Linked DNA regions of Mus musculus: region 2 is linked to region 1. The links are chromatin loops, found by intact Hi-C in ENCODE. Cell type or tissue: left cerebral cortex. All regions are shown on one strand. Links, peaks and the distances in the headings refer to the core of each region. The heading gives the core; the rest is flanking DNA. Region 1 overlaps Nsmce2 (NSE2/MMS21 homolog, SMC5-SMC6 complex SUMO ligase). Region 2 overlaps Nsmce2 (NSE2/MMS21 homolog, SMC5-SMC6 complex SUMO ligase).

The links. Peaks named below come from ENCODE experiments on the same cell type or tissue, not always from the same donor. Only the 100,000 strongest peaks of a DNase experiment are listed, where the experiment ranks them.
Region 2: it touches region 1 in a loop (1.9-fold over the local background); 2 of 42 quality-filtered maps call a loop at or near these places.

Annotation. Positions count from the first base shown.
Region 1 is chr15:59,558,477-59,574,575 of GRCm38, reverse strand. All of the region lies in intron 4 of Nsmce2 (NSE2/MMS21 homolog, SMC5-SMC6 complex SUMO ligase), which reads right to left. Among named protein-coding and RNA genes, the nearest start is that of Gm36677, 52 kb to the left of the region's middle. In left cerebral cortex, for the core only: no CTCF peak of the experiment used is centred there; a DNase peak (open chromatin) is centred at 6,866; H3K27ac peaks cover 1,894 bases.
Region 2 is chr15:59,471,410-59,487,508 of GRCm38, reverse strand. The region is part of intron 4 of Nsmce2 (NSE2/MMS21 homolog, SMC5-SMC6 complex SUMO ligase); the gene reads right to left. Among named protein-coding and RNA genes, the nearest start is that of Nsmce2, 110 kb to the right of the region's middle. In left cerebral cortex, for the core only: no CTCF peak of the experiment used is centred there; DNase peaks (open chromatin) are centred at 6,159 and 6,781; H3K27ac peaks cover 2,144 bases.

The DNA.
Region 1 (16,099 bases), core at 2,968-10,967:
CCTAAGACTTTCCTCGACCCCACCCCCACTCCCCAGCCTTTTAAACCCTTCCTCACATGCACAGTACGACACAGGACTTCATAGTAAGGATCAGCTAAGGACATGGCTCTGGTGAATGTATACAACAGATGTGAGTCATTTGTTCATTTTGTAAACATGAAGAAGTCACACTAAAACTTCTTTACTTTCACGGGGCTTCCCAATATGCTTAGCACGGAACATTTGATCTTTTCCCAACTCATTTCGAGAAACGTCAGGGAGAGCAAACCTGACCACTGAAAGCCTACATATTCCAGACAGGTGATGATAGTGGAGGCAAGCACGGGAACATAGCAGCAGCATCAACAGAGGCTGTAATGTCTACAGGCCTTGCCTATGCTGCACAGAAGGAAGCAAGAGGGGTCCAGAGAGCAGAGGGCTCTGCCTTCTCTGGAGAACGCACTCAGGAGTCCTCTGGAGACCACCATCTTCTACTGGAGGCAGGTAAACACATCCTTCAGTCTTTATGCCACTGTTTTACCACTAACCCTGTAAGCTTCTCGAGGGCAGGGCCAGCTTTTACTCATCTTTAAATTCCCTGGGATGGTACCCAGACAGGAGCTCTGTGGCAGGATGTGGACTGTACCCTTACAGGGTCCTTGGTGGCTTCCAGATGCTCTGCTCATTCTATAGGTCTTGTGCAGAGAAGAGTCACATTTCCTGTAGGCATACACTTGGGGCGTGAGGGGTTGGGAGTGAGGGTGCTGAGTCCAGGCCCCAGAACCACTGGCTGCCTCTGCCACCAACTTTGAATGGGTGTTTCCTGTGTGTGCTTTCTTCTCCATCTCATTAGGCGACTCTGAAGACGAAGTAAAACACCTTACCCTCTAACAAGGAGGAGTGTGGGACCCAGTAAATGGATGAAGTAGCAGCAAAGCCAGAAAAACAAAACAAAACAAAACAAAACAAAACAAAACAAAACAAAGCACGAGGACTCTGGGGACGGTTTCTCAAAAAAGAGGCTGACTGGCTGGTGTGTCTTTCTGTCTTCAAACCTGTGGGTGTCTAACTCTTAAATCTGGGTGCCTGTGGTCCTACACCACAGAAGACAGTATTGCTGTTGAGTGGACAGCCTGCTGGTAAGTGGGTATGAGAAAATGGAAGGAAGGAAAGAGAAAGTGTGAAGAGAAAGCTCCCAAGAATTTGCTTCAGGAACTCCATGAAGATTCCAGGTAACTGCCACTATGAGGATGTAATGGTGCCGAGCACAGGCGAGTAATTCCTAATGGAGTGTTGGGGGAGATCTGGATCATTCTGATGCAGCAATGAGTAGACACCCCCCACATGGTAGAGGGACAAGGCTATACCATAGCTCTCCAGTTCCCCAGAGTGCAATTCTCTTTGTCAGCTATAACGCATGGTGTTCATGACAAAAACAAGTAAATCTGGAGGGGCAACTGGAGGTGATGGGGCAAGCTTCCCTTGCTTCCCTGAGCCCTGAGCTAGAAGCCCCGTGGGGGACAGGTAGGCAGGGGCTTCAGAAGCCAAGAGAAGAAGCACACTAAAAATAAATGAAGGGTGAACATCAAGGAGGCAGAGAAATTGCACAGGGATGTAATCAGCACGCTAATTACAGGGTCATAATTAGGAGCGCTGGAATGAAATTAAGAAGAGGGAAATTTTAATTGTCAGGAAGAACTCTTAGGGAGAGATGGCTTCTCACACAGCACCGACTGAAAGGCCATTCATCTTAACAACGTTGGCCCAAACAAGCTGGCAAGTATTTAAGGCGAATTTATTTCTGTTATCCAAAGTAGGCTAGGTTACTTGATGACACACAGAGGCCTCTTGTATCTAATTTTATCATCTTGCTCTAATTCTAAATTAAATAGTAAAAGGAAAAAAAAAAAAGAACTAATGATGAAGAAGTCCATGACTGTCTCATTCCAAAAGTCTGATTCAGCTGCTAAGGAGATCAAAGCAGAAAGAATAGAACAGTCAAACACGGTCTCATGGATGGCAGAGCCGCAGATGAAGAATCTTAAAATACAGTTTTATTTTCGAGAATTAATACTGAGATGGAATTCAACCCAGTCAACCATGCTGAGAGGCGTTGCAGAGTTATCAGTTTTCTCTGTCTTTCTTTTTTTCTTTCTTCAGACAGGGTCTTGTCAAGGCTGGTTGTGAATTTACCACATATTTGGGGCTGACCTTGAACTCCTGCCTCAGTCTCCCCACTACTGAAATGATGGGCATGTGGCATCGTGCCTGGCTCAGCATTTAGTCTAATTTTATCATGGCATCTTGGAGTAGTCTCTCTGTGAACCGATAACCAAGACTAAACCAGAAAGATGGTCAAGAAAAACCTAAAGAAAACTGATTTTTCTTTTCCTCATTTAGGAACCCAAGATATGATTCATGCAATTTTCATGTGGCAACTGTGTAGGCGCAGAAGGCAGGGCTGAGCCAGGCAGGGAAGGCATCTTGTGGTACAGCACAGTATGGGGAGCACACAGGAAGTGGGGAGCATTCTGGGAGGCCTCAGATAGTGATGACAGAAGGGACAGTAATGCATGCTGGGAGTTACCCAAGGGAAAAGGAGCTGAGCTGAGTGAGTGCAGGGAAACCTGTGGGGCAGGCGCTGCCACCCTAACATTTTTCACGATGGGTACAAGGACAGTCACTCCCATGATGTGTACAAAGCCCTGGTGTTCATTACATCAGCAACCAAAGCATCTGAGAGATTTTTCTCACCACTGATTCTTCAAATGCCCTTAGAATGTCAGCACACAGAAACATGCTGGTTTCCTTCCTCACATCCCTGCTGAGATAAGTTCCTGACACTCTTGAGAGGCCCTGCAAACACTAAGTAAGACAAGAGTTCGCTGCCTTGTGTTGGGACAGACGGTGCCGTGACAACGTGTGGCATGTGTCCTGTGAACTCTAGCAAGACTCCTGGGAGGAAAGGCCACTAAGCATCGTAGGGGCTCAAGGGAAAGCATTGGGAGACATCTGAGGCTGGGGGAGACAAGTCATGGCATGGATAGGACGGCAGGCAAACCAGAAGGAAACCAGACACTGCTGGAGACTCCACAGCAGCCGGGTACCAGGTGCCATCTAAAATGTACCTCTGCTTGGGAGTTACACACAACATTCTGACAAGATTTCCCCAGGGTCAGTCCAATCTTGGGACTAGGTACTCTGTGTTCTCCCAGCCTGTCCGCTCATCCTTGACCATCAAGTCAATTGTGAATCTCAGTCTAGAGCTGTAGATGCCACCTTTTTGTGGGATCTTTGTAAAACCCTTTTTCTGAATTCAGATCCCAAGGCGTCTGAAGCCACATGATGCCCTATCACAAACATTTCCGTGGCCCTCACTTCTCAGCACATACTACTTATTACTGCTGGAGTAAAATTAATCTAAAACCCCATTACTGACGACAGGCACTGTATTTAGAAAGGATAGACAGTCTGAAGGCAGGCGCAGGAAGTCTGCAGCACTCAGGATATTATAAGGCAGGCTTTGATCTCATACCGTGTTAACTATATAACTATGCAATTGCTAACTTGCCCTTTCTTTTCCATATCACCTTCATGGCTCTGGTAAAATGCTCACTGCCATTGCTAATGAAGTCAGAAGTGATCATCGCTGGGCTTTGACTGCACTTGGGAGTTTCAATGCAATAGAGATTTACATGCTGTTGTCAGAACAAGCAAGGCTTTCATTCTAAGTGAAAAGGGAACCTGGCTTTTCAAAAGCTAAGTGAGGAGAAAATTCAAGCTGAGGGGGCTTTGGGAGCTCCTGCAGTAGGAAACGTGGCTTCTGTTGACCCTAGTGTATAGAAACTATTCTCCAGAGCCTTTACCTTACAAGCAGGTTTTGCTTCCCTGTCTTGGTCCAACAGCAACAACAGATAGCCTTTGGGTTAGACAGCCTTTACTGGCAGCAAGCTAGAGGGACAAGTACAAGGACCTGAAAGCCCTGACCTCAATGGCTTTGTGACCTGGGAAGGTATGTCCACTGCGCTCTGCTCTTCACTCTGTTTCTTCTCCAATGTGAAAAGTAAATCATGAGACCGGCAGGAGGGCGGACTCCAGACTCTCCAAACCCACTCCAGTCTTAAATCCTTTATACTCACCATCAGACCATCTTAAAAAAAAAAAAAAAAGCAGACAAAATTTTTTGTGGGTATTTGGCTAAGTCCACTCAAACAGCTCCTTACACTGAGCCCATGGGAAGCCTGGGATTTCAAGAGTCAACCTGCTGGCAAGCTAATCTTGCACAACATCCTAATTTATGTTACAGAAGTAAATGGCCATTAGTAACCTGGCAAATAAAATTTGGATCTCAAGTGATGAAAACATGTTTCACTGTGACCAATATTAAGTAGGTTGAGCAACAGAAGTAGTTACCCAAGTACAGCATGTAGGTGCAATGTGGCTATTCCTAACATTCTGGAAACTGTGTTACAGGAGCCAGTGGACAACAGAGAGGAATTATGTTTAGACATGTCCCCTACAGGAGGGGGAGCAGGGTTGTAAGTCAGCAGTAAGAGCACGACTTAATCCAGGGGCTAGGACCTATGCTCCCAGCGAGGTGAAGCCCTTTAGCCTACTCCTAGAGCCAAACCTCTACCCATCTGACTCTTCTCACCTCAAGAGTACAAAGATCTCACACAGGTAACCTAGTTTTGTCAAAGGTAATTGTTTTCTACCAATTACATGATTAGTGATTCACACTAAGTCACAGTTTATCAACAGTGGGTATCCCATGTCACTGGAAAGGAAAGGGTAAACAGACAGGATATGGGGTTGTCACATGGGACATTTCCAGACACAATGGCTACAAAGTACTAGTTTGGGGAGAGGAGACTCATTCCCATCATTCCCAGGTGACGAATATTCACTCGTCCACACACTGGGCAGCACAATGCCACACACGGCAAAGGGACGTGAGGCCAATCCTTGTGGCCAGCTTTGGCCATGTCACCTCTGCACCATCAAGACCTCAGGCTCCCTGGTTCTCAGACGCTGGCCCTGGTCTGTTCACAGCTTCTGGCTCTGTCCCTGTCAAGTCTTCCTTACTGCTCTCCAGTCTAGCCGAGGCAGTAGGGGCATGGAAGCCATGGTTCAGAGTCAGGCCTGGGAAAATCCTACCTGTTCCCTGCCCATCTCTGCACTCCGTGCCCCTTTTCTTCATGTGTAAGTGGGATGCTTAATTGGCAGGTCTACTGAAAAGATTTAAACTAATTTATAACTTAATGAATGACTGACCAATGTAGTCAGCACAGCTAAGTCCTTCTTCTCCCCCTCTTCCTTGGATTCTAGGATACGAGATGTGTTTACTGTGCTTCCTGCCTAAAAGCCTCCTTTCTCATCTTTAAAAAAAATTAATGATCCATTCTTACAGGACCCTGGGCCCTGCCAGACTTAATTCCCCTGCTCTCCCTCCAGTGCAAGGCTGGCATGATAGCACACAGCTTCCCGGAGTTTTCGATCTTTCCATTCCTAGCTGTATCCTCTCACATCCGTGATCTACCATCTTATTCCAGTGCCCGATGCACACAGGCCTGTGGCAGATTTTGTGAGACCCTAGGTCACAGGATGCTGTGCTATCATCTATTGAGAGGACACATCAACATATTAATCTGCTTTTACCTTTCATCTTTTGTTGGGCATTGCAACGTTAAACACTCCAACTCACCAGTAAAGCTTATTATGTGACATCTTTCTTCTTGAGGAGCCTTCCTTTTTTCTAACTCGATGGGTCATGTCACCAGGTCAATCACTGCCAAGTAAGTAACTTCCGGTCAATTTGTTCTTCCTTAAGCATCGGTGAGGCAATGGCAAAAACTTGCATTATTTTCTTGCTCTTTCTAATCAGAAATGTATGACCCCACCCACAGCTACCATTTTATCCCCTTTTGTTTGCAGGCCTAGATAGAAGCTTTCGGTGATCTCCTATGGCTCTCCCTAACATTCCCCCTCAATACCCTGAGAGAGGCCTCAAGGAAGGAACCAACAAGTATGAACTCTGTCTCCCGAACGCCCTGTGCTTTTAAGAAAGCCACCCAAGTCTGAGTGGGCATTCACTGGCACAGGAACACTGGCTTGGAGGAAAACACCTGTCTGAAAAGCTGTTCTAAGGAAAAAGACATTTTATGCAATATGCTAGACATGGCATGAAATGGCTGTTCAGGAATGGTGGCAGTGACTTTAACCCCCCTGAACCACTTTCGACCACCTAGTCATGTCAGTAAGACCCATGAGAATGCTGTCGTTGGCAACTGTTTGGTGACTTCTGGCCTCTTCAGATTCCTACTCTGACTCCTCCCCACCCATCCACCCCCCACCCCCGTGCTCTAAATCAGTTATACACACTGCTTTATAACAGGTTAATGCATTTTTTTTCTTCTTTTGTACACCACTCTTCTCAAACATATGCCCATGGTCACTGTGCTTTGGACTGGCTTCTCAGACCTCATTTCCAGATGTCCTTGAAATGACAACTCTTAATGAAAGCCTTCCTGATTGAATAGAGGAAACTCCCTTGAGGAAACCAATTCTGTTCTGCTGTGTCCTGCCATCTGCTCCTGAATTCCCATGTGATCTGAGTGAGGTACTTCCCTTCTCTATATTAACTGGGCAGGCAGGATACATTCAAGCTTTTCCTAGCCGAGAGACTAGATTGTTGGTGCTAAAATATGTGGCTTCCATGCCTTTTCTTGCCCTGAGAGAAACTCATGAGCCTTTGGCTTTCCTTGATGTCCTCAAGGGCTGAGCCCATTATCTCAGTAAGTCCCTAGCACAGCACAACACACTGCTGCCCAGGACTAATGTGTGCATTTAGACAACAATGATCAAAGCACCTCCAGCGAGGCACCGACAGCTGCCACTAGATGACTCAGACCTCTCTGAAAAATGGCTTAATTTAGCAGCCTTTCAGTTGTCTGCAGAACAGACTGTGAGTAAAGGACACGGTGAACAGAACAGAACATCTTTTAACTAGCTTGACCCCACAGTGGCCCTTTAAGGTCAGGCAGCTCTCGATAGCACAGAGAGAGAAGCGTTTGCCTCTGCTCTTCAGCCAGTAGAGAACCAGGGGCTGGGATAACCTGGGAAGACCCTGTACTGGCCGAGTGTCTTCTGAACCTAAGGCTGGCCTTGGTCACTGACTAGCCCTGGGAGTGACTCAGGGAATTGCTTTCTCTTCCTGGGCCTGGAAAACGGCTGTGGCAATGCTCCCTAAACCTGGCAAACTAAACTACAAAGACGCCTCGGTCCCCTACTCCTAGGGCTTTGACTCTGATGGCCTGGCATGGGCACAGGATGATGTGTTTCCTGTATGGTTCCCTCTCAGGAGCAAGTGCTGCTGGCAGCAGTGTGTAGGATACTGGATTCTCCACCTGGTGCTCCCCTCAGACAATCCTGTCTCTTCCAAGGTCCCAAACCAATTAGATGACATGGTCTTCCGCCCTTCCTCTTCCCTTCTCTCTTTAGAACCAAACTGGACTGTTTCCAAGTACACTGCATGGTAGCTCACCACATTCATGAGAACTCAAAAGAAATTTTGAAATCAAGGACTGGTTCGTAAGACTCAAGGGTTCACTGAAGAGGCAATCTCCTTTTGACAGAAACCCAAGCTCAAGTGCAGCAAGCAGCTCCTTCCTGAACACCCATTACTTACCAACCAGGAACACAGAAGGCACAGGCCAGGCAGAGGCCTGCTCTCCAGCACATGGGGATTCTTCTAAAATGGGCACGGTGGCTGCATGTGGCAGAGTGAGGGGGCAAGAGGACTGCTGTGGGTTTGAGGCCAGGGTGGGCTACACAGAAAGTACCCGGTCAGCCAAGATTACATAGCAAGACCCGATCTGAGACAAAAACAGGACCGGTGAGATGTTCAGCAGATAAAGATACCTGCACCAAGCTTGGTGAACTATGTTTGAACCATAGGACTCCAAGTTTGGAGGAGACAACGGAACCCTACATGCTGTCTTCTAAACTCCTGTATGTAACACAGCATGCACAAGCCTCCCACGATAAAGAGTAAATGCAAAACCAGCCAACTAACCAACAGCGAAACACTACCTGTTCATCTGGATTCTCTTATCAAGAGCTTAACTATTCAGTGAAAGTCTAATCAGACTAAGAACCTGTTCTGTAATGCGAGCTATGATGCACTGAAAGCCAGCACTCTGCTATGCATAGTCTGCAAATTATCTAATTTAATGGAGACAACGCTGATGCTAGTGCTTTCTCTCATGTTTTTTTGAAAACTGGAAACCTCAGAGCAGGCCAAAGCTAAGCATATTTAATTCTACAAACCATACAATCCTATTACTGTGACCTTAATAGCGGATAGACTTATGGTAGATATTTCTAGGATATCTGTGAATATGAAGGCTTATATCAAATCTGCCAATTTTCTAAGCATATATAAAGTGGAGACAGAAACATACCCTTTCCAGACATATCAAGTTGCTTTACTTAGGAGAATGTAGACACACTGGACAAGACACTAAACTGCAGACTCTAGATAACTTCCTCCTCTGTGTGACCTTGCAGTTAGTTTTATATCTATTGTTGGGGAAATTAAGCAGATTAAGTCCACACAGCAGCTTTGGTCTTCTCAATAAAGTCTGCAACTCTGATTTGTCCCAGAGCTGCAGCTGACTGGAGCTTAGAAGCAGCCGAGTCTGGATTTCCTGTGTGCCGCTCTAACCTTGGCTCTTCCACCCTATACATGCAATCACACGGCTAGTGATTGGAACTGGAGATGAAACAAGCTTGTCTCAAGTTCTTTGCAAAAAGATTTGGGCTGGAAAACAATGAAATGACTTCTAGTATCACACTCTGATGTTGGAGGTACTGCCCCAAAGTGTGTTGGGCAGTTCCAATTAACAGGAAAATACAGATCAAGATGGTTAGTTGTTAAAAATCTAGAACATAGTTTTAAAATCACAAGCCGGGCATGGTGGCGCACGCCTTTAATCCTAGGCAGAGGCAGGAGGCCAGCCTGGTCTACAAAGTGAGTTCCAGGACAGCCAGGGCTACACAGAGAAACCCTGTCTCGGGGTGGGGTGGGGGTTGGGGGGTGGGAACAATAAAATCACAGCGGGGAAGAATGCCTATTTTCTTTCTCACGATGCTTTCCTGCCTTGTGTGGCTGCTCTGTCTATGGCACAGTACTTGACATTGACAGTGTTTTACAATCTTTGTATTATCTACTCTTTCCCATATGCCACGAGTAAGGACCTGGGGACAGATAATCACTTGGCAGGTAGGGAAATGGCCACAGGAGTCTACCAAACTGCTCAATGCTATGTTTTCTTCCCGAATGCATGGCTGTACTTCCACAGTGCATGGCACAAACACAGGAGCCTAATGTGTAAAGGGAACAGGTGGACTTTTTTGCTTTTTAGTGGACTTGGCATTATATTCAAACTGAAAAAGCTGCGGTCACCTAGTGCTAGCCCTGGTCTACAGCTGAGTCAATGGAGACGCAAGATCTCTAGTCTACCTGTCCCTACTTGGGGACCCCGTTCCACATGGTTTCCCCCTCCTTGATGCCATGTTCTAAATTCTCCTTTATTTAGCACCCGATGAACATTCAAAGCTTAAGGAATGCTTCCCATTGGATGTCTAGGATATGTTGATCTTTCTGAGGTGGGTTTATGGTCTGTGGTTCTGATGCTATGACATAGAGCTATGGGTCTCCAAGGCTAGCTTCCTTCCTGAGGGCAGTGGAGTGAATCTTCACTTCTTCATGGTGCATCCCAAAGTGAGTCCTGTTTTCACCTAGCCAGAGCTGTCTTTCTTTCTCTTCCCCTTAAAGCCACCCCTTCCCACTCACTCCTAGGCCATCACATCCTCTCCTTTGGCTCAACTGTCGTTGGTCCAAACTCCCACCTCAGCGGTTTGATGCTTAGGAGCCCTACATACATGGTAATTCACCTGGCTTTGGTTTAAACTCCCCACCTCAGTGGTCTGATGGTTATGGGGTTCTAGGTGACTGGTGGCTTTTCAGGAGGGTTCTTTGGCAAGAGTAACAATTACTCTAGTACTTACTCTTCCCAGTACCGTGCGAGTGAGGGCTTGATGATCAATAAGCACTCTAGGTGAGGAAACAGCCCACACGAGTCTACTGAGCTGCTCAATGCTATGACACTCCCACACCCACCTACTTTTGTTATGTATTGCCTAGGCAGGCATGGAACTCAGGTGTAGAACAAGACAGGCTCTTGCTTCTGCCTTGAAAGTGATGGGACTACAGATGTGTGCCATCATGTCCAGCATCCATCCAGAGCTGAATTAATGCTGTATACATACCTCAGTTGATAAGGTGTTACATAATTCTCTGAGGCAGGCTACCATATTATTCCCATTATAGATAAGGGGACTGGGGCACAGAGAGGTGAATTTGTCTGAGTGCTGAGGCTTCTGCTATACCAGGCTAGACAGCTTCAGGGGTACAAGGCTTTCAACTCTTCCCAGGACACACTTTTCACAACCTGTAAGGAAAGGGTACTTGCTGATGTAAATGGGGGCTCAGACCAGGGCTTTACTAAGGCCTCACCTTGGTAATGCCTCGATGTGATTCAAGAGTGGCTGCCTTTGTCTTAGAAGTAATAAATACCCCTAGGTGATTCTGGACACAGACATACCCAGTTTTACAGCCTGCAGATGAGCAGGAGGGTCACCACGATGTGGGAATAGAGGCTCATGGAAGCAGTCTGTAGACGCTTCCTCCTGTGTGTTGGGACCAGATGACCTCAGGTACTATTTCCAGCTGTAACATTTTAAGACCGCCATTCCCTTGGCACTAAAATAAAAGAGCTAGAGAGTGGAACCCATCTGACCTAAATTAGAGCACAGGCTGAGAGTGCTGCTGCGAACACCACGTCACTCACTCATGCTGGAGACTCAACCCCTAACCTGGCCTGTGACCAGGGCCGTTTTTGGAAGAATGTGGGTCATGGTCTCACAGGAGGGCTGCTCCTTGCCCCCTGCCTCTGGCATCATAGTGAGTTCCCAAAGCATCAGGACTGAGCAGCCAAGCTCAGTAGTGTGCATAAGATACTCGCTACACTGCCACAAACCCCAACCCAGACTCTCGGGTGCTCCAGTCTTTACAGTAAATTCAGAGAGCCCCACCTTATTCTAACACTTATTCTGCTCCTGCTGGAATCTGGTGAGACATGGAAACGAATCCTGAAACAAAGACTATTTCACTTAACCCCACCCATCTTTCACCGTGACAAGATCCTGTGAAGGAGGACTGAGTAATCTCTTCCAAAGATGGGAGCAACATGAGGTTTCATAAGTCAGGGTTACAATTCTGCCATTGATTGGATACAGTTCTGATTCTCCTGAGAAGTCTGAAGGAAGGAGGAAATGCACAGAGCTGTATAGTTACTCCTTTCTCCTAACAAGGCTATCCTGGAACTTACTATGTAGACCAGGCTGCCCCCAAACTCAGAGCCCCTCTTGCTTCTGCTTCCCAAGTGCTGTGATTAAAGGTGTGTGTTGTCACACGTGGCAGGATAATGTCTCTTTTTGTTTTTAATTTTCTTCCCTTTTTAAACTTGGTTTTTTGAGCTAGGGTTTCTCTGTGTAGCTTTGGCTGCCCTGGAGTGGCCTCGGTAGGCTAGGCTGGCCTTGAACTCACTCTACCTGCCTCTGCTCCCAGGTGCCAAGACTAAAGGCATATGCCATCACTACCCACCACAGTGTCTCCACTTAAATGTGCCCATAGACTGTAATGTGGAAAATGGCCAGTGTGATTCTCTCAAAGGTTAAGTTCCATTAAAGCAAACACCTTTGCTCTTTTATGGTTGTGGAGACTGAACAAAGGCCTTGCACATACTAAGCTGGTGGAGGCCAGTTACCCTCCCAGTCCAGGAGTTTCTAGAAATGTAGAAAAACCTCACTCATACTTACGATAGTTTCTTGTGTATGTCAATGTGTTCTTGGACAGTTATTTGTTTGTTTGTTTATTTATTTATTGTGGAGCTAGTGTCTAGCCTAGGCTAGCCTCAAAGTTCAGACCCTCCTGCTTTAGCCTCCCCAATGCTGGAACTCCAAGTTTGCTCAACAAAATCAATTCTATTTGTCTAAAAAAAGTTTTTCACATGTATGTGTCTATGTATGCCATGTGTTTGTGGGTGGACCTGGAGTTAAAGGCAGCCATGGGATACAATATGGGTGCTCTTAATGGTGGAGCCATCTCTCAGACCTGGCTTATACGTCAATTATATATTTTTTCAATTGACAGTTACAATTAAATGGAAAACTGCCATTTTGCTTTCTCTTCTTTTTTCCTCTTTCTGTACCTTTGTAATCAGTTTTCTTTTTGCATGTACAAAAGAACATACATACACACACATATATGGATGTGGCATATACATGTGTGTATAATTTACAAATATATACAACTAACCTCATGTTGAGGGTATAGGTTAGTGGCAGAGCTCCTGTCTGGCAGGCAAGCCCTTGTACTTGATTCTTAGCATATCAGGAAAAAAAAAAATCAACAAAGTGAATGGAACACCCTAATCTAAGGGGGGCAGAATCCTACTCTTAGATATAAATGTATCCCTTACACACACTGCTATGTATATGCAATACAATATATATATATATATATATATATATATGTGTGTGTGTGTGTATATATATATATATATACACATATATATATATGTGTGTGTGTGTGTGTGTGTTACACATATACATACAAACTCATTTTTACTTAAAGGTTAATATATAATGCTTTGTTTTGAGAGAGGCTATGTAGCATAGGATGGCTTTGAACTTGTGAGCCTCTTGCTTCAGCCTTTTAAACCCTGGCTAACATGCATGGCTCAACATACATTATTTTGCACCTTGTATTTCACAATTATTAATTTATTTGTGGGATCATTTTATATTGGACACACAGATTAACTTCCTTTTAAAACTCAGTTGCATAATGTTCTGTTCTGTAGCCTTCTGGAATTCACTGAGTTAATCCCTAACAATGAGCAGCTAAGCAGCTACCATCCTCCCCTTTAATGAGGCATGGCTGGTCTACAAAGGACTGAGCTTGGTACGTCTGACAGGTGTATACAGCCATGCAACATCACAATCAAAATAGGGACCAAAGCCCTCACCCTAGAGTTTCCTTGTGTCCTTTGTAATTACCCACTTCTGCACCTCTGGCTCCCACTGGCCTCCAAGGCAGCAACTGACTTCAGTCACTTAGGTCAATTTGCATGGTAAAGAATTTTATCAAAGTGGAACCATATAGCATGTGTTCTCCTTTGGTCTTTGCTGTATGTATCAAAGTCTGGTCGTTTCTGTTCTCTGGGCAGTACTGCATTCTCTCTAATAGGCATGCCACTGAGCATGTATACAGACAGCCATAAGTTGTGGGGTGTCTGGGTTTTCCAACTCTGAACAATTACAATCAAAGCTGCTGTGGGCATTAGTGCAGGAGTCTTCCTATGACACACGCATCCAATGCTCTAACTAAACACCCTGGAGAAGGATTACCTGCTCATGCAGTCTATGGTATGCCTGACTTTGAAAGAGACTCCTGAATTGCTTCCTAAAGCATTCACATCAGCCAATATTTTCACCCCAGGCAAGAGGCGGTCGGCCTCCCTAGCTCCACTGCTTTGCCAACACTTGGTATGATCAACAGCTTATGTTGTTTTCAAAACTTTAAGCACCCTCGTATGTGTAAAGTGGTTTTAATCTGTATTTCTGTACTGACCAAAGAGTTATGGGCTTGTCAGCTGTATATCTAGTTTTGAAGTAGCTGTTGAATATTTTTGTGTATTTCAAGACCTTTTGAAAATCTTTCTTGAAAAAAACCTTTTTAGATTATTTTCTTAGTGAACTTCTAGAGTTCATTTTATGTTGTTGATACAAAATGTTATATTTCGTCATAAAAAATAGCATTCTCTTGTTACAGATGGTTGTGAGCCACCATGTGGTTGCTGGGATTTGAACTCAGGACCTCTGGAAGAGCAGTCAGTGCTCTTTACCACTGAGCCATGTCTCCAGCCCCCCAAAATAGCATTCTCTAGTTCATCACTGGTTCCTTCACTCCTGCTAAAGAACAGAATTTAGATGAGTATGTATGTATGTAAGTATGTATGTATGTATACATGTGTGTGTGTATATATATGATATTTTATATTTTTAAGACATACAACCCATTTCAAATTAACTTATATATAGTATGAAATATACGCCGTTTAAACTACAAGTCTGTGTGTGTGCGTGTGTGTACATGCACTGTGTACGCTTGCCCCAGCAGACCTAGGGAGGTTGCAGGATAACTTGTAGCTGATGTTTCTCTCACTCTTTTCATTCTCCCATGTGGGATGCAGGGACTGAATTCAGGTTAGCTGCAGGCGCCTGTACCCACAGAGCTATCTTGCCAGTTCTCAAAATTTACTTTCTGTGTATGTATATCCAGTTGATACACTATCATTTGTTGAGAGAATTATTCCTTTCTCAGTGAGCTGTGTCTCATACTTGTGAAAAATCCTTGAATTCTCCTTATACATTTGTGGAGAATTAACTGGCTGCCTCTGAATGTCTATTTTGGATTTGAAAATGTTTCACAGGCCTTCTAAAATGTTGCTTCTTATACTACACTGTTGTGGCTATTACTGCTTTGTAAGTCTCAAAGTCAGGTAAGAATCTAACTTCGTTTCCTGTTGGTTATGTTTACCCCTTCAGGTCTTTCTTTGTGTAGTCCTGGGTGTCCTGGAACTTGCTTTGTAGCTAAGGATGGCTTTGAACTCACAGAGATCCGCTTGCCCTGCCTCTATTTGTATTTATTACTTTAAAACTGTGGAGAATAAACCCTCAGGTGACGAGGGGAGCTGACTATTTCCCAAGTATGGGGAAATTTCCGAATAGTTTTCTGTTAACTTCAAATGTAATTCCACTGTAGCGACCAACTGTTGAAATCTCTGTAACTGTGTACACAGTGCTCTTATGTTCTTTTAACCTTGTGTTTTATATTTAATAGAGACTCTGTGAGCCGGGCGTGGTGGTGCACACCTTCAATCCCAGCACTTGGGAGGCAGAGGCAGGTGGATTTCTGAGTACAAGGCCAGCCTGGTCTACAAAGTAATTCCAGGACAGCCAGGGCTACACAGAGAAACCCTGTCTCGAAAAACTAGACTCTATATATAGTATATAGCAGTCTTGCTTTGTTATCTAGGATGACAACTGTCTTTTAACTGTTAGGCCTGCTATAATATGGCTGGGGTCAAGAATACCATTCTTCTTTCTTTTGAGACAATTTTTCACTTTAATCTTGGTTGGCCTGAAGCTGTAAATCAGGCTGGCCCCAAACCTGATCTGCCCCCTGAGGCTCTCCTGAGAACTAGAATACTTTTAGACATGTGCCATTATGCCCGACCTTGTTCCCATTCTTTACTCTCCACTCTTAAAGCAACGTTTAAATATTTCTTCTTGATTCCATTTGTTTTCTCTATAGGGTTATTAGCAAGAATATTTTGTTGTAGAATTGAGTTGTGCAGTTTATATTACCCATTTTTAATATCATATGCGTAGAGCTGGCTGTTCTGCAACTCACAAAGCAGACCAGGCTGGCCTCGAACTCACAAAGATCCACCTGCTTCCGCCTCCTGAGTTCTGGGACTAAAGTGTGCACCACCACTGCCTGGCTACACACATTATTTTTCATAAAAAAAAAAAAAAACAAAACCCTAAAATGTCTAAGTTGTCACTAATTTTACCCAGTGGTTTGCCCTATTTTACTTTATTTGTGTATGTATGTGTGTGTGTTTATACCCTGGACCTGAAGTTACAGATGGACATGGGTGCTGGGAACCAAACTCAGGTCCTCTGGAAGAGCAGTATGTGCTTTTTAACCACCAAAGAGCCTCTCAAGTCTCTGATTTATTTTAAATTATATAATTAAGTTATACTTTATTACTGTTGTCATATAGGTTTTATTCCTAGTTTAATTTGGGTTGGCTGCCTATCTGTTTTTCAGTCTCCTGTTTTTTCCTATGTAATATAGGCAATCTCTTCTCTGGTTGAAAATAGGAGGAATGCCTTGTGTGTGTTGTCTTCATGTACATATGTG
Region 2 (16,099 bases), core at 3,170-11,169, 87 kb after region 1:
AAACTATCAAAATAACTTAAAGAATCTGATGACACCAATTGTTACCATAAATGACCACCAAACGAACAAGACACTATGCTGATACCAACTTTCCAAATACACACTTCCCAGAAACAGACTAAGGAAATATACAAGTTAACATTGCTATTTTTAAGTAAGGGGATTATAAGCATCTTTTTGTTTTCTTAAATGGAATTTTTTATAATAGACATCTTATAGCCACAAAAGTAATTCAAGAAAGATCTGATTAAAGCTTAACTGGATTTGAAAGCATCCAAGGGTTTGGTAGCAAAGCAGAGGCTTCTAGAGTCTTAACATTACTCATAGTGCAACTGTGTTGACATGGTGAAATATCTGAACTGAGGTGAGGAGCTAAGCTGCGGCACAGACAAGGACACTAATCTAAGTGGCCCCAGTTCTAAGGAGAAAGTGGTGTGAACAGATGTCTGTGGGTAACCTGGCGGCTCTGGACTGGGTGAGCTGCTGGAATCTAGCTCTGTGCCTCTTCTACCTGCTGTGTGACTGTCACCTCTCTGAGTGACAGGTTCCGTGCCTAGAGACTGGGGAACATGTCCACACTCACTATTGTCTGAGGAAGCAACACAAATACCCTTCTATCAAATGTCTACCACAGCAGACATGGAGGTACCTGTTACACACCAGTCATCTTGGCACTATGGGGAAGCAGAGAATTGTTGTGAATTTAAGGGCAGCCTAGGATGGATATCAAAACCCTATCTCAAAACACCAAAAGCGAAGCGAAGCGAAGCGAAGCGAAGCGAAGCGAAGCGAAGCGAAGCAAAGCAAAGCAAAGCAAAGCAAAGCAAAGCAAAGCAAAGCAAAGCAAAGCAAAGCAAAGCAAAAGCCCCTCTACCACCCTGGCAATGACCTGGCAGGTCTTTTCTCACATATCTGGAGACTGCTTCCAGTTTGTGACTCAGATCTCTAGACTAATCCCCCACCCTCACCTCATTTTAAGAATGGACTTGTCAAATCAGAGGGGCTCACTCTAACTTGAAGGGAACTTAAAAGTCATGTTAGGCTGTTGTATCCTCAGTTACTCCATCCTCTACAGAACATGGCTGTGCGTGGCACTCTCTGATATAGTCCTCTGTAGATGGAGTGCGGTCATTAAAGGAAGTGCTCACAGAGGCGAGGATAGGGTTAGGAAGGAAACAGAGATGAGGGAGGAGCGAACAGGCCTGAGAGCAGTGAAGAGAGGAAGAAGCTAAGAGAGAACAAACAACAGTCAGACTGTCAAGGAGGAAGAAATTCCTCCTTCCTCTCTTCCAAACTCACTCCCCAATCCCTGCTTCCCCATTTCTCTCCCAGCTTCTCCCCACCTTCTTCATTTTAAAAATGTACTCCCAGCCTCTGGATGAACACAGTCTTTGCTTGACACCGCACTAAGTGTGAAGCAAGGGCGGTCTTCAAAGCCCAGCCTGGCCTCTCAAGCTCCCACACTGAGATCTCAGCTGACCTGGGCTATCTATCTGGAGGCAGGGGGACACAGTGCAGGAAAGCACCTGCGGCACTCCGGCCTTCTGTGCTCTGCCACTGTGTCTCCACCTTTAGTTACACGCTCTCTCCACAGCCAAGGACCTTCCTTTCCTGAAAAAGTTCTTTTAAAGCTCCAGGCCTGGGTATATTTGAAAGTAAATGCACAGAACAACTGGACCACAAAGTCTGAGCTCTCTTCACAGGAGGCCTTTGGGCAGGAACATGCTGTCTCCAGAGTGCAGTAGCTCAGTTTCTAGCAGGTCAACTTAACATGCCAAGAAAAAAACCCAGGACAAAATTCTGGATTCTGAATTATATTCATTTATTTGTAGACATAAAAACTGAATGGAGCCCAAATACACTGGGGCATGCTATATAGAGACAACACCAAAACCACAGTTAATTAAAAGTCTATCAAAACTCATCTTTTGAAAATTATTACTTGAAAAATAAAAAGCCTAGTAATGATCTGGAAACGCCTTCAGGTAAAGTGTGTTATTTTACACCACACCAAGCACTATGATGATCTGTCTACAACTGTCAAAAACTCTACTACACTCCCCGAGAGAGAAAAGAAAATGTCTTTGGAGACAGTTTTGCTCAGTAAATAAGTTTAACTTGCTACCACGTAAAATTTTTCTTGGAAATCAAACTGAGAAATGATAAGTGAATCCCTTGCTAAATAAAACAAACATACTCTGAAAGGTGACCCAGTAACATGTTGCTGGGGATGGACTGCCCTAGGGGATGCCTTGTCCTTCTTCTCAGCACTGACTTCCCTTCTCCCCTCTTCTGTAGCTCTGGGAATCCTGACAGCTGACAGTGAGCCAGGCTAAGGAAGACTCTCAATAGCTGGTCAGTGGTGCTCACTACCAGAGTGGCTGGGATGGAGGTGAGAGGCTCAGGACGGAAAGAAGTTCTTAGAGAACTTAAAATAATGAAACAGTGGACAGAAGACCATTGCTGTTCATGGAAGCAAACCTTTCTTTTGGCTAATTTGCTTCCTGAAACTGGCCTCTGAGCCTCTTCAAGTGACAAAGCCCAATGTGTAATAAAGCCTGACTTCAGGTTTGGAGGAAAAAATGTAAGAATATCAAATTCTCAGACTCACCACAGGATCAACAGATACAGCCTGCTAAAGACATGCTGCCTGTGAGGTGAACCACACTACCTCTCTGGATGGAGCTACTCTGTTTTACTTCCCTTTAATCCCAGCACCAGGGAGGGAGAGGCAGGCAGAACTCTGTGAGTTCAAGACCAGCCTGGTCTACATACATTGTGAATTCCAGGACAGCCAGGAATCATGTAGAGAGACCCTGTCTGTAAGTAATTAAGTAAGTTAGTAGAATGAAAAATAAAATAAAATTGTAAAAGGGAGGCTGAGGGCATAGCTCAGTGGAGAACACTTACAATGCATGGGTAAAGCCCTGGGTTCACTTCTTAGTACCAGGAAACAACAGTGGAATAATTCCTAACTGTGAAACAAATAAAACCCTGTCATTTGCACAATGTGGGTAGATCTTTAGTAGGCTGAATGAAACAAGGACACAGAAAGACAAATACCACCTTATGACTCACTTATGAAAACCAGGAATTCAATCTTGTATGATGGTACAGTGATCACTAGAGTTACAGAAGGAAAAGAGAGACTTACAAGGGAAACTAAGAAAAAAGGGGGCTAGAGGAAGGCTAGACAGTAGAAGGGACTGGGTATAAGAAAGGTAAATGGCTATGCCCTTTGCCTGGAAGAAGAACAAGAAAACTCATTAAGCTGAACAATAGTATATGTTAAAAAGTACTTTTAAAGTAATTTCAATATTAAAAATAATTACTTTTTATAATGGGGTTGGGGTGGTAGTCAGTAAGGGCTGGGGTAGGAGTGACGTCTGTGTGTCCCTAGTCATAGCATTTTAGCATTAACTATGTAAACATGGGCCAGCAGAGATGGCTCAATGGTAAAGAGCGTTAGCTGTTCTTCCAGAGGACCCACGTTTGATTTCTTGAACCTACATGGCAGCTCACAACCATCTGTATCTCCAGTTTCAAAGACTCCAGCTCTTCTGGAGAAGCTCTCCTCTGAACTTTGTGTATATCAGACACTCCAGTAGTACACAAACACATGTAGGCCAAACACCAGTAACACATAGAAAAAAATGGTGCAAATACACTTCACCAATTGAATCATTTATAATGAAGGTTTTTACCTTCAATAACAAATAGACAAAAGACTCAAACCAGTGTTTCTCATAAGATACAGGAATGAGCAAGAAATATATGAAAATACCACGACAGAAATGCAAATGCAAATCACAAGAGGATATCACCTTGCTCCACTTAAAGGAGTCATTATCAAAGGGAAAAAGTAGCCAGTATTCGTGAGCATGTGGGGCAAAGGATACTCTTGCACACTGTTCATAGGAGTGAGAACTTGTACAGTCATTACAGAAGCTAGTATGGAGCTTCCTAAAAATAAAACAGGCCCAAAGGTAGAACTACCATATATGATCCAGCAATCTCACCTCTGTGTATAAAAATCAAGGTCAGCTGTTCTCCCAGGTCCAATACAACACTATCTGCATAGCCAGCATATCTTCCAATAGATGTGCGCTCTCTCTATCTCTCTGTGTCACACACACACACACACACACACACACACACACACACACACACACACGGAGAGGGAGAGGGAGAGGGAGAGGGGGAGAGAGGGGGAGGGGGAGGGGGAGGGGGAGGGGGAGGGAGAGGGAGAGAGAGAGAGAGAGAGAGAGAGAGAGAGAGAGAGAGAGAGAGAGAGAGAGAAAGGTCTGTCATTTGCAGCAACATGGATGAGCCTGGAGGACATTTAAATCAGTACTGAAAGATAAAGAGAGCAGATTCACTTCTGTGTAAGATCTAAAAAAGCTGACTTCAAGGTAGTCAAGACTACAATTTACCAAAAGTGTGTGCATTGTCCAAGAGTGATGGCAGAATGGGATAAGGACGCATAATCCAAGTTTATAAGTAGATTTTGGATGTTTTCACCATTAGAAAGTAGATGAAGTGCTAAGCATGTCAATTAGATTGACTTAGTCATCCCACATTGTAGAATCTAAAATCCTATCCAAAAAGTTACTATATGCCTGCATATTTTTTTTTGAAAATTAGAAACATTTGAAAATAGTTACTAGAACAAAATTATGACATGGTTGTCACCGGCCCTTTAAAACATAGATAATTTAATAATTTGCTTGACTGCCTCTAAGTTAATGCACCGACTTTTAAAAAATATCCTAATTTCTGGCATAGTAAGGTTCAATAAATGGCTACTACACAAATGAACAGAAGCAGAAAAATGAAACTGCACTGACCAAATAAATTTAACAGTTACCCAGTCTGTAAAACCCAGATTTAATGAGTATACAAGTTCTTTCTTATAGGGATCTTGCCTGAACTCTTACACCTAAGACCTTTTCTACACCACACACACACACACACACACACACACACACACACACACACACACACACACACACACGCGGTGGGTACTTGGGGGCAGAGGGACAGGGGTGTGTCTGATCTGCAGTAACAGAGTACTATCGGGTTATGCTGAGACTCAGCTAGGCTAATAACCTTTTAGTTTACAATCTGAAAGGGCTGATTTACCTAAACCCTGTAGTACTTACTTTAAGGACATGCCAAAAATTCACCTGCCTCCAAAACACAGCTATCAGCAGAATATGCACAACCGTGGGCCAGGAGAATGCTATGGTAAAAACCCATTCTCCCTTCTCTAGCTCCAAGGCATGGATCCTTTTGAGACAAAACACCTCAGGGATATTCCCAGCAGCCACAAGGCCGGAGTCAGAAAGCTGTAAGGGATCTCTGACTGCAGAATAAGGAACTGTGTGTTGTATCCAAGACTCAGCAGCAGCTCCATCACCAAGCATTAGCTCTTACACAGTCCTCACGCATCTCCTGGAACTCACAGAGATCCCCAATCTTTACTGGGAAGACATCTGAGTAAAGAGATTTCAAGCCTCTGAAAGGGTTTGGGTGTGGTTGAAATGGGTAACTTTGAAAACTTAGCAACACAGGATACACTATGAGTAAGTTCTTTAAAAAAAAAAAAAAAACCAAAGCTAACTCACCAGATCCTTCTGAAAGGGTTCTTTTATTAATTTCAGTGAAGTCAAGCAGAGAACAAGTTGTAATATGAAACACAATTTATGCAACTATGTTGAAATTCTCTACCAGAGTTGCATCTTCTAATGTACAATTTTATGGTAAAATAATTTCAAAATACTATCAAAAATTAGGCTAGGCTCCTTTTGGTTTTAAGACTATCATAGGAAAACCATTTTTTATATAAGTCATTGAAGTTCTAAGACAAAATGATAGTGTCTTTAAATTAGAAAAAAAAAATTGGAAGAGCTGAAACTAAACCTCAATTGAAATTACACTGTTGGGCAACTCCAAAAGCTAAACAAAAACATGTTAAAATAGAAATTGCAACATCAAGGGAAAACCATTCTCATATAGCGTTCTAGACTCAGCCCTAGCTGATCATGGATGAGGCGAGTTGCTCTGTCCTAGGTTTTCCCACAGTCAGCCAACAGGCTACTCACGATTTAGCAGCCACTTGGGTTGACTCAGGGAAAGGCATGTGAGGGAGGCCTTTAAAGAGCCAACAGAGATCCCCTGGGTGGGTCTGGTCTGCCTTTCAAAACCCATGAACTTCCCATTATATAATCTCAAATAAGAAAAGTATTTCCTAAGTTAACCGCCTAGCTGAGTGTACAGCAGGCTGCAGTACCGCCTGCCTCCCTCCCTCCCTCCCCTGGTAAGAAAGAAAAGGAAAGAGCTTTGTGAATGGCACAATCACCTTGTCTGGTAAGGACAGAAGATTAATGAATCCTGCTTAATAGTACTACTAGACTTTTTAACAAAACTTCCAGAAGCCCCAGTATCTAATCTAAAATTTCCATATTTTACTAATCTCCTATAAAATAAACTGTTAAAGAAACCACAGAATTCTGAGAAGCTTGCTTTTCCAGAAAGCCCAAGAAAAATACTTTAGTTTCGCCATTCTCAAATTCATTTGACTTAGAAACAAAGTAAACATATTACTCTATTTAATATCATTGCACAAGCAAATTCACAAGAATGAAATGTGTTCAGAGTTCCTAGAAAAAATGTAGCAATGCAGGCTGCCAACTTGTTCAATGTCAAGCACCAGGCAGCTCAGCACCAGCAGTGACTCAGAGTGAATCACGCTTAAGCTATTTTTGCTTTTAAAGTCCTGCCAGGAGCTGTGTTAATATTCAACCCAGAGTAAATTTAGCTCAACAAGAAAACAAGTGTTTCCATGGTTGCTTCTTCACGGTGTTTATGGTATATGCGCAGCCATTCGGCTTAGGAACCCAGCCAGATCATCCAAATTGAAATGCTCATCTCTCATTTACATCCAGGCATTGGAACACAGGAAATACCAAATGCAATTCAGACTGCTGTCTACCTGCCTTCCTGGATCCCAGACAGCAACATGGCAGGCAGGGCATCATTAAAGGCCCCTCTTCAAGTCTGTACCACTGAAGGAGCTCCAGAGACTGCTAGTCATAGGTTTTACTTGGTTTGTATTACAAATCAAAACTCCATTCTCTGGTTGTGGCGGTGTAACAGACTAAAGTGCCTAAAGGACTTAGCAAAGCAGTAGAAAATTAGAAGGACAGGTACGACATGGAATCTTTACACAGGATCACAGACAGTGACAGTCTGGTTATGTGGCTCAGGTTTTAAAATAAATTAGTTACAGGCAATGAGTAAGTAAGATCTGATTGTCTTTATGTTAGAAGAAAAAAATTCCACATAACATAAAATTTATCATCTTGATGCCCTTATTGTTTTTGCAACAGAAAGAAAAGTGTACTCCCTACACTAGACAGGGCAGCAGGCTGGCAGCAAGACAGGAGAGCCACCAGCAATCCATCTTAGCCTTCATTCATTAGTGCTACAGTTCCAATTCTAAGTGTCCCTCACAGGCCAATAATGCAAAAGCTTGCCTAGTGTGTGATGCTGCAGTGAGGTCTAATGTTTCTAATGTGGAATCTAGTGGAGGAAATCTAGCCCCAAATCTGTCATCTGGGGGCTAGGAGAGTACCCTTAAAGGGGATCTGAGCCCATTCCCATCTATCTCTTTGCCCCCTGGCTGCCATAAGGTAAATTCGCCTCCTTCTATGTGTTTCAGTCATAGTATACTGTGTTACCATTTGGCCCAAAGCAATAGATTGTTGAGGGAAATATTATAAAATGAACACGCCAATTCTCAGCCAGGCCAGGCTATGCTCCTGCCTGCCGCTACCAACTCTCTAGGGCTAACCCCCATGTCAGGTGATCTCACTTGCTCAGTCTCTTGGCAGTCAACTCTTCGCCCCACAGGGCCACAGGGTTCCCACTGGGCCATCTCTAAGATGTCCCCCACAAGTTCCTCACACTTCCATGCAACACCCCACACACCCTATGAAAAGCCATCTCAACACCTAATTATCCAGTAGAAACATCACTCTTAAAGCTTAATTATCCAAGTAGATTTATATAACAATAAGATCACAATTTACAAGATGCCAATACAATAATTTCAGAGCCAATTGATAATGATAAAAGTTTTACCCCAATTATTCTAACCTTGTGAAAATCTTAGCTACTAGTTGCTGTTTAAAACCACATGGGATCGGGATCTTCTTCCTGACTATCTGCCTCCATGTTGGCTTCTCCTCCTCCTCCTTCGACCTCTGTCTTCTGCGACCTCTCTGTCTCCCCAACTCCTAGCTCCGCCTCCCTTTTCCTGTCCAATCACAGGCCCCCCACTGTCCTAATGTGATTGGACAGGGAAAATCCTGCAACAATAGAAAGTGTCAAGTGACCATGGACTGAGGCCTCTGAAACCAAGAACTAAAATAAACTTATCAAAGGTTGATTGTCTCCGATACTGGGTTATTAAATCAGAAAGCTGACACAATTGGTATTAAATACATTCACATTATTATAAAAACATTTCTCTAGGACTTTTCATCTTGTAAAAATAAAAATCTACCAAATGTTCTTTAAAAACCCCTATTTTCAGAATATACTATTTCGATTCCCAACACACATAGGACTTTTGTGCTTGGGTAGCAAATGAATTGGGAAGATGGAGGAACAGATACTAGAGCAATTCCTTAACTAAATCTACTCATCCCTGGAATTCCTAGGACCATCTCTAGATTTCACTCAGGAAAAATAATGTTAACTTTCCCAGCAGAGGTATTTAAAGTACGTTGCATACACCTTAGAATATACACAAAACCATATGACTACTTTTTATAATTAACTTTTATCTAGGAAAGAAAAAAGGTTTCATTACCAATGTAAATGCTGAAATTACTTACAGCATATATACAGACAAACCAACAAAATGCAATTAATATGCAGTGAACAATGAAAAAAGCATGGAGACCCCTGCTCTAAAGGCCAAAATTCCCAAGACGCAGGACGAGTGTTCCTTATCTTCCTTCCTAGTGCAGTGCTCTACTATAAAGACAACGAAGTGGGCAAGAGCTGGTCAGCACACCCAAGAGGAGAGAGAAACTGCAACCATGTAGAACAAGTGTGTAGAACAGCCAAAGGGTCTGGCACGGCTGTGATGACAGGACTGGACACAGCAACAGTCACACAAGCAGCCTCACTGGAGAGTCATGTTCCAAGGAAAATATTCATCTTTAGACAAGCAGGATGTCAGTTATTCATGGTAGTTCAGTATTTGGAAGAAGCTTTGCAAGGGTAAGCAGGATCTTTTGAAACCCATGACTCAAAGGAACAACCATCTAAAGTACTTAGGTGACAGAAACGGTAGAAACTCCTAAAACTCACTTGAGTGGATTCTTTAATTCCTATGTAGTTATCTAGGTTAGGCCTTGGCAATAGCACAGGTGCTTAAAAAAACATGTGGATGAAAAGGAATATACCACACTTTAAGCCTGCAAAACATTTTACTTGAAACTCATTCTTTCTAAATGTGTAGTTACCTGTAGTAACTGTGTATGTAACTTTCAAAATCTCAAGGCCCTGAGGACTAGCAGTAATTTATAATAACTTTCTGACTCACTTGACCACTGGGCTGACTAACTCAACTCTACCTGGAAGTTTTGGGTTAGAGGGATATAAAATAGATATCTATTATATATATATATACTTAAAGCTAAGCAGAGGAGTATATGAGAGAAAGAGAAACAGGTCGAGTGAGTTTTAAAGAGAGTGGAAACATTCTTTATGATGCTATACATAATGCAGTTGTCAAAGCTATCTTACTCAACAATTCTAGTCTGGACACATACACAGAAGAATTGAAGGATGAACTCAGACAGATATAGCCCAATAGTCACGAGTGAATGATTCACATGATAATTGAAAAGTAGAAACTCAAAGATGCACCAGATGAATGCTTGAAAAAATGTGATGCAAACTGAAAAACTACCTGGCCTTATTAATGCACGAACTTGTGATATAGGTGGTGGACAAAACATTCAAGCCAGTGTGGAGCATGCCCTTGTATACACACACAGACAGTCAAATGCATCCAGGCAGGAAGTAGTTCATGGAAGCCAATGAGGAGGAGGAGGTGAAGAATTACTATTTAACCCGTATCAGATTTCTGTTTGGGATGCTAAAAAAAGTCCCAGCCTTGGTGGTGACAACTGCACAATGTGAACATACTTAATTCCACCAAACAGTAGACTTAGAATGTTAAAGGGGTGAATTTTAGAGAACATAAAATCCATCACACATATCAAAACACACAGCAGAATAAGTCCAAGTGGAAATAAGTGTTAGTAGCAATAGCTCATATACTGTTATGCTCTCTCAATGATCTCCTTAAAAACAGGGGAACTAGTGTTTGAGTGTAGGAAATGTGAACTCTGCACTGACTGCTTGGTTCTATAACTCCAGTGATGCTCTTAAAAAAAAAAAAAGAGAGTCTATTAGTTAAATAAAAATCCTAAGAAAAGCAAAGGGGGTTAATCTGTGTCCAAGTCCTGTCTGCTGTGCAGTGTCTTGTACTGACCTCCACTAATCCATTATCTCCTAAGGACACCGAGTCTCCACAATGCACCCTTCTTGCTTCCTTTCTTACAATGTGACCTCATCTCTAACACCCACGGATCTCTCAGTCCTGGAGGCCAGGGTTCCAGATTTCCCTGCTTCCTTGAGCCCTTGATGTCCCTAATGCTCCCTAGGTTGCATATCTTGCTCTGACCTGTAACTTCTCTCGACTTCTGCCTTGTGTTTATTTTGGCTTGATGGGAATGGCCTACTATTGGCCTTTGGTACTCTAAACCCAGACACGGTTCCCTAATTCTGGCTTCTAACCTCTTATTTATCTTGCTATAAGGCACAATTCATGCTGGCAATAATGAAATAGGAAGAACAGTTAGATAGATGATACTGGCTCAAAATTATAATATTCTAGACATTTCCTTATTCTACAAATAATATTTTTGTTCAATGTAAACTGCTTCTTTGTAAAGTTCTCAAAGCAGCTCTTTATTCTACCTTCGAATTTTCTGCTTTAAGCTGACATTCAGAGTAGTCTAGACATAAAGAATGGTAAACATGGATGTCTACAGGGAAAGACAAAAAGAAATTGATACAAAAGAAAATGTTTCAAGTGGAATCTAATGGAGAGGTGGCACTTATCTGTATGTATTCAGAAACAATCAACCCTATCACTGTGTAAGTCAAACATAAAGCATTCAGGCTCCATGTCACATGTATACTGCAGTCTGGAGATGGAAGAAGACTGAGGGCCTTGTGTGAGCTCTTCTATTAAAACAATACATTTGAGTGGCATCACCCCAACTGGTATTTACTAAAACACCCAAAGAAAAGCTTAGGCACAGCAAGGTACGGGCAGTGAAGCGACCCTGAGAATGGTTATATACCACATGAGGGTCTGATGGTACTAAGGGATGGGGATAGATCAAGAGGATGTCTTCTTCAGTGGCATGACTCCTTCTGCTTTTGGTGCCCTCAAAGGGAAAGCACAAGGTAGAGAATAATAATTTAGGGAGGAAAAAGGGTATAAATGTTCAAGATTTATTTTTCATATTATACTTTTTCAAAGACAAACAGCTAAACTCCCTTTCCCCATTCTTAAATGGGAACTTAAGCTCTGACCAATTATCATTCACTGTGAGTGTAATTTCTGGATCATTAGATATGATGACACATGGGTCCTACGATTTGTGACTGGAATGGAGAATGATCTTTCTTCGAAGCAGGTCTACTGTGTGAAGTAAAGGCATATGCAAGGCTCTTCCTACCTGTACCTACCTCAGCCAGCTCTGCAGGGTGGATCCAGACACTTCTACTACGCACCACTAGGAAACATGTCAGAACATCTAACCAATACCCTTAACTATCTTTGGTTAGCATGTAAAAAAGTACATACCAAAGAGGCTGAGAAGTGTGTTTATGTGGTATGGTGATAGGGTTAATTACAATCTAGCAACAAAGGCAGGAACTAGTAAAAAAAAAAAAATCTTTGGATAATCAATCCAAGACTATCTATAGAACAGTCAATGGGTAAGTATCTGAGGGAGACTACAGGATGAATGATAGATATAATGCCTCTCCCTTCACACCACAAATTGGGATAGAAGTATATGTCAACGGTGAGAAATACTAGGAACTAGAACTGAGGAATGAGAGGGGATGCCAGTGTCATTGATGGAGGTGACGGAGACAGCAGAAATATGCTGGAGGTGAACAAATACCACAAAGCTGAATCAGAGCGGTTTACAAAGATGTACATGTCAAAACCAAAAGGATAGCTACGTGTGATAGTGCATACCCACGATCCCATCAGGAGGCTGAGGCAGGAGAGTTGCAAGTTCAAAGCTAGACTGGCTACACAGTAAGATATTGTCTTAAAATCAAGCAAAAAAATATTGTGTGGAAATTCCTCACATGGTAACATGGAGGCTAGACAGTATTAGCTAAGTAGCACCACTTCAGAAGTAAGAGTGAGAAAAATGACATTTATTCATAACAGTATTTTAAAAGCTATCTTAATCATAAAGGCTCCCTTGAACTTATAGGCATAAAATTAGGATCTTATATTTTATTACTGACTTTATAGTTGTTTTTAGCACATTGGCCTTTGCTGTATGGCTAAGCACCTTACTATGTACTATGCAAACTGCATTAAAGAAGATGTATCTTTATGGAGTCATCTCCAAAAAGTTTAATGTACTCAGTAAGAACCAGTTAGGAAAGAAAGTTTATAGAGCAGACTTATCTTTCAAATTCAGAAAAGGAAATTCCCCAATTCTTCCCACCAGCTTAGGCGTTACCTAGATCTGGATATACTTGTCAAAAGTGCCACCTGCCGTTACTCAATGGGGGTTTCCATGTCAGAAGGGAAACACCTGTTTCTGATTTTCCCCAAACAAAACCTAGGTGAGTGCTACTCACTGACACTGAGATGGGCCCTTCATCTGTAACACACACACACACACACACACACACACACACACACACACACACAGACACACACACACACAGACACACACACAGACACACACACAGACACACACACACACAGACACACACACACACAGACACACACACACATCAGAGGAGAGAGAATGAAGTGTGGGCTCCATGGAAGGAACAACTTGCTAAGAGTGCTCCTAGCACTGTGTGGCTGCAGGCTTGTTGCAGCTGTATTATCTCGGGCTCTTTAATAGGTGCCACTGAAGACTATCTGTAATTAAATAATTACCTTCTTGAGAAAACATGACTCCATTCTAAATTGAGCAGGATTCTTACCTCTCTTCTTATTCAAAGTTCTTCTAAGTCTTACTCAAACCTCATTCTGTCTATGAAGCCATCACTCGTTTCAAAGATGGCTCCTTTCTCAGGTGGTGATTACATGAGACACATGTGCTAGCACACTAGCATTTGTCTCCTCCGGTTCTATCTCAGCAACACTACACTCTCATTTCTTTCCCAGACTTTATTATTTGTGTTCATTAAGTATCTTCGTTATTCTGTTTAAAGGGCTATAGCATATTCAATATGCCCTATCATCTATTAAGGCATATCTTGAAAGGATAAAAATCTCTTGCAAATAAGGAATATGCTTACACTTCTTTTTATTTTACTAAATACCTGGTTTGAGCTCAGGTATGAGAGAGATACTCGAAAAGAGCTAACAAATGCTGTAAAGGAGAAGCAACAGAAGCCAAATTCTACTTGAGTCATGCTCTCGGTTCAAGTTTGCTGGGATACCTTTATGAAGATCCACGTCCCAGACTAAGCAGATGAGTTTGAAGAGTCCTTTAAAGACCCCCCTGCTCTTCAGGGGTAAGATAGCCAGGAGAGGATGAAGAACAAACACTCGAGCATGCTGTCTTAGCAGTTAAAAACAAGTATTACAGTATTTTTAAAATGAACTAATAAACATGAGCTGCTGTGGGAGACTAAAGACCTCCAATTTGTTATGCCACCAAAGCCAGCCGCGAACTTGAGCTCTTTCTGCCCACTGCATCCCAACTGCTGGGATTCCAGGCCTGTGTCACTACCAACAGCCATCCTGCTACTCACAAGGTTTTCTTCTCTAAGTTTATCATTTTACATTTTCATTTAGGGTATATTCTTTTAAGAAATATTTTTGGGAATTATAATTACATCATTTAATCTTCCCTTTCCTTCTTCCAAATTCTCCCATGCAATTTGTAATGATATTTTCCCAAATGGCTAAGCTGTGGTCTGAGAGCCACCTCTAAGTCCTTATTTTTGGAGGTCCAAGATTATATTCAGGCAGTATCCCATCTGCATGACACTTCTTGTATTATTCTCTCTTCCCCAGGTAGTCTCCAGTAGCTCAGAACCTCACCAACACTCCAGCGGGCTTCTGTAAGCAAGAACTCTTTCCATTCCAGTCTATCCTATATGCCACAACAGTGTCACCTTTTTCAAGTTCAAGTTCAACCACAAGACACAGCTCATGAAAAATGAACTCTCTCCATTATTTGATTAAATTGGCTTACTTAAGGCAATAGTGACATCAATCAGCTCGATGTACACTTGTAACCCCTTCTCTCATATACTCAGAATTTTATTTAATAGATTACTTGCTCCTCGTGCCTTTTCTTCTATTTCTGTTCATAGGTTAATGATCACCAGGTGTACGTTATGTACACATGTACACACACACACACACACACACACACACACACATGTTCGCACATACACCCAAGGGCTGTATACTAATTTAAATATTATCATGACATAATAAAACATTTTGTAAGTGAATAATTTTTTCCAAGCTCTGATTGTTCTTGAATTTTCCTATTGAACACTATAGAGGAGTATCAGAATATAGGGTATTTGATCTGGAATTATCACATTAGCATTTCACCCCCAAAGTATTATTTATCAGAAAATATAGTATTGATACACTTTTGAATCTATAATAGCTGAATACAACTCTCTTAAATTATCACTGGATTATGTTAAGTTTAAGCTTCAGATGCAGCTAGTGTCTTTTATTAACTATGGGATGATTTTGAGATCAGTGACTTGAAAATTCACCTCTCAACCCTCTGTTCCTGGTCCTCTCTCCTCTTCCCGATATGGTATATCCAGTTCCCATATCATATTCCCGATATGGTATATCCAGTTCCCAGACTATGTTATAACCAGGCCAGTGGCCAAAGAATACCCTCACTACTTTTAAAGCTTGTACTCAAAATATAATAATGCATTTTCTATTTTACCAGACTAGGTCATGGGGAATTTGCTATTTATGTAAAATGAGTCAAGCAAGAGAAGAAAATGGTATATTTCAGTTCCTGTATCTACTGGGATCTACGGTAACTAAATGCAAAGGATGGAGAATAGCTTGCTGAGATAGGTAGAGGGCAGAATTCTGTTCATTCAAATATTGTAAGTTGGATATTTTAATATTGAGTTCCATTCAACACAGTCTAAAACAAAGCAATTAGCACATTCAAAGCTTCCATAAAGTTTAACTATCATTCCTTTTCTTTCCAAAAACCTAGCTTACAAAAAAACAAAAACAAAACAAACAAAACAAAACAAAAAACCCTAGCTTACATTTTCCCTAATCTGTGTTGTTAGACTGCCCTTCAGAGTAAGACTGCTTTAAAAGTCTCACTTTACAGATGTGATTTCATCTGTATTAGGAGGACATCGCTAAAGTCTGTGGTGTCTGTTAAAAGACAGAAGGGTGGATTTACTACAAGCAAAGAAAGAAAGAGGGATGGAATGTACCATGCTGAGATGAGCAAGTCTGGAGTTGAAAGAGAACGGAGAACTTTCTAGGGACTATGAGTGTCTGGGATGAAAGACTAGAGGAGAAAATGGGAAAGGGGACAGATAGCCTTTACTATTCTGGAGGGTTGATGGGAGCAACCAGAAGACCATTACTCAATTTCTGGCAGTTCCCCGAGTACAAGCATGTAGCAGTGAATTTGTTAAACTGCTTTATGCTCCTGGCGGGTCACACCTCCTACCACCCACCAGAGCCCTCTGGATTTGAGAATGAAGGACACACATA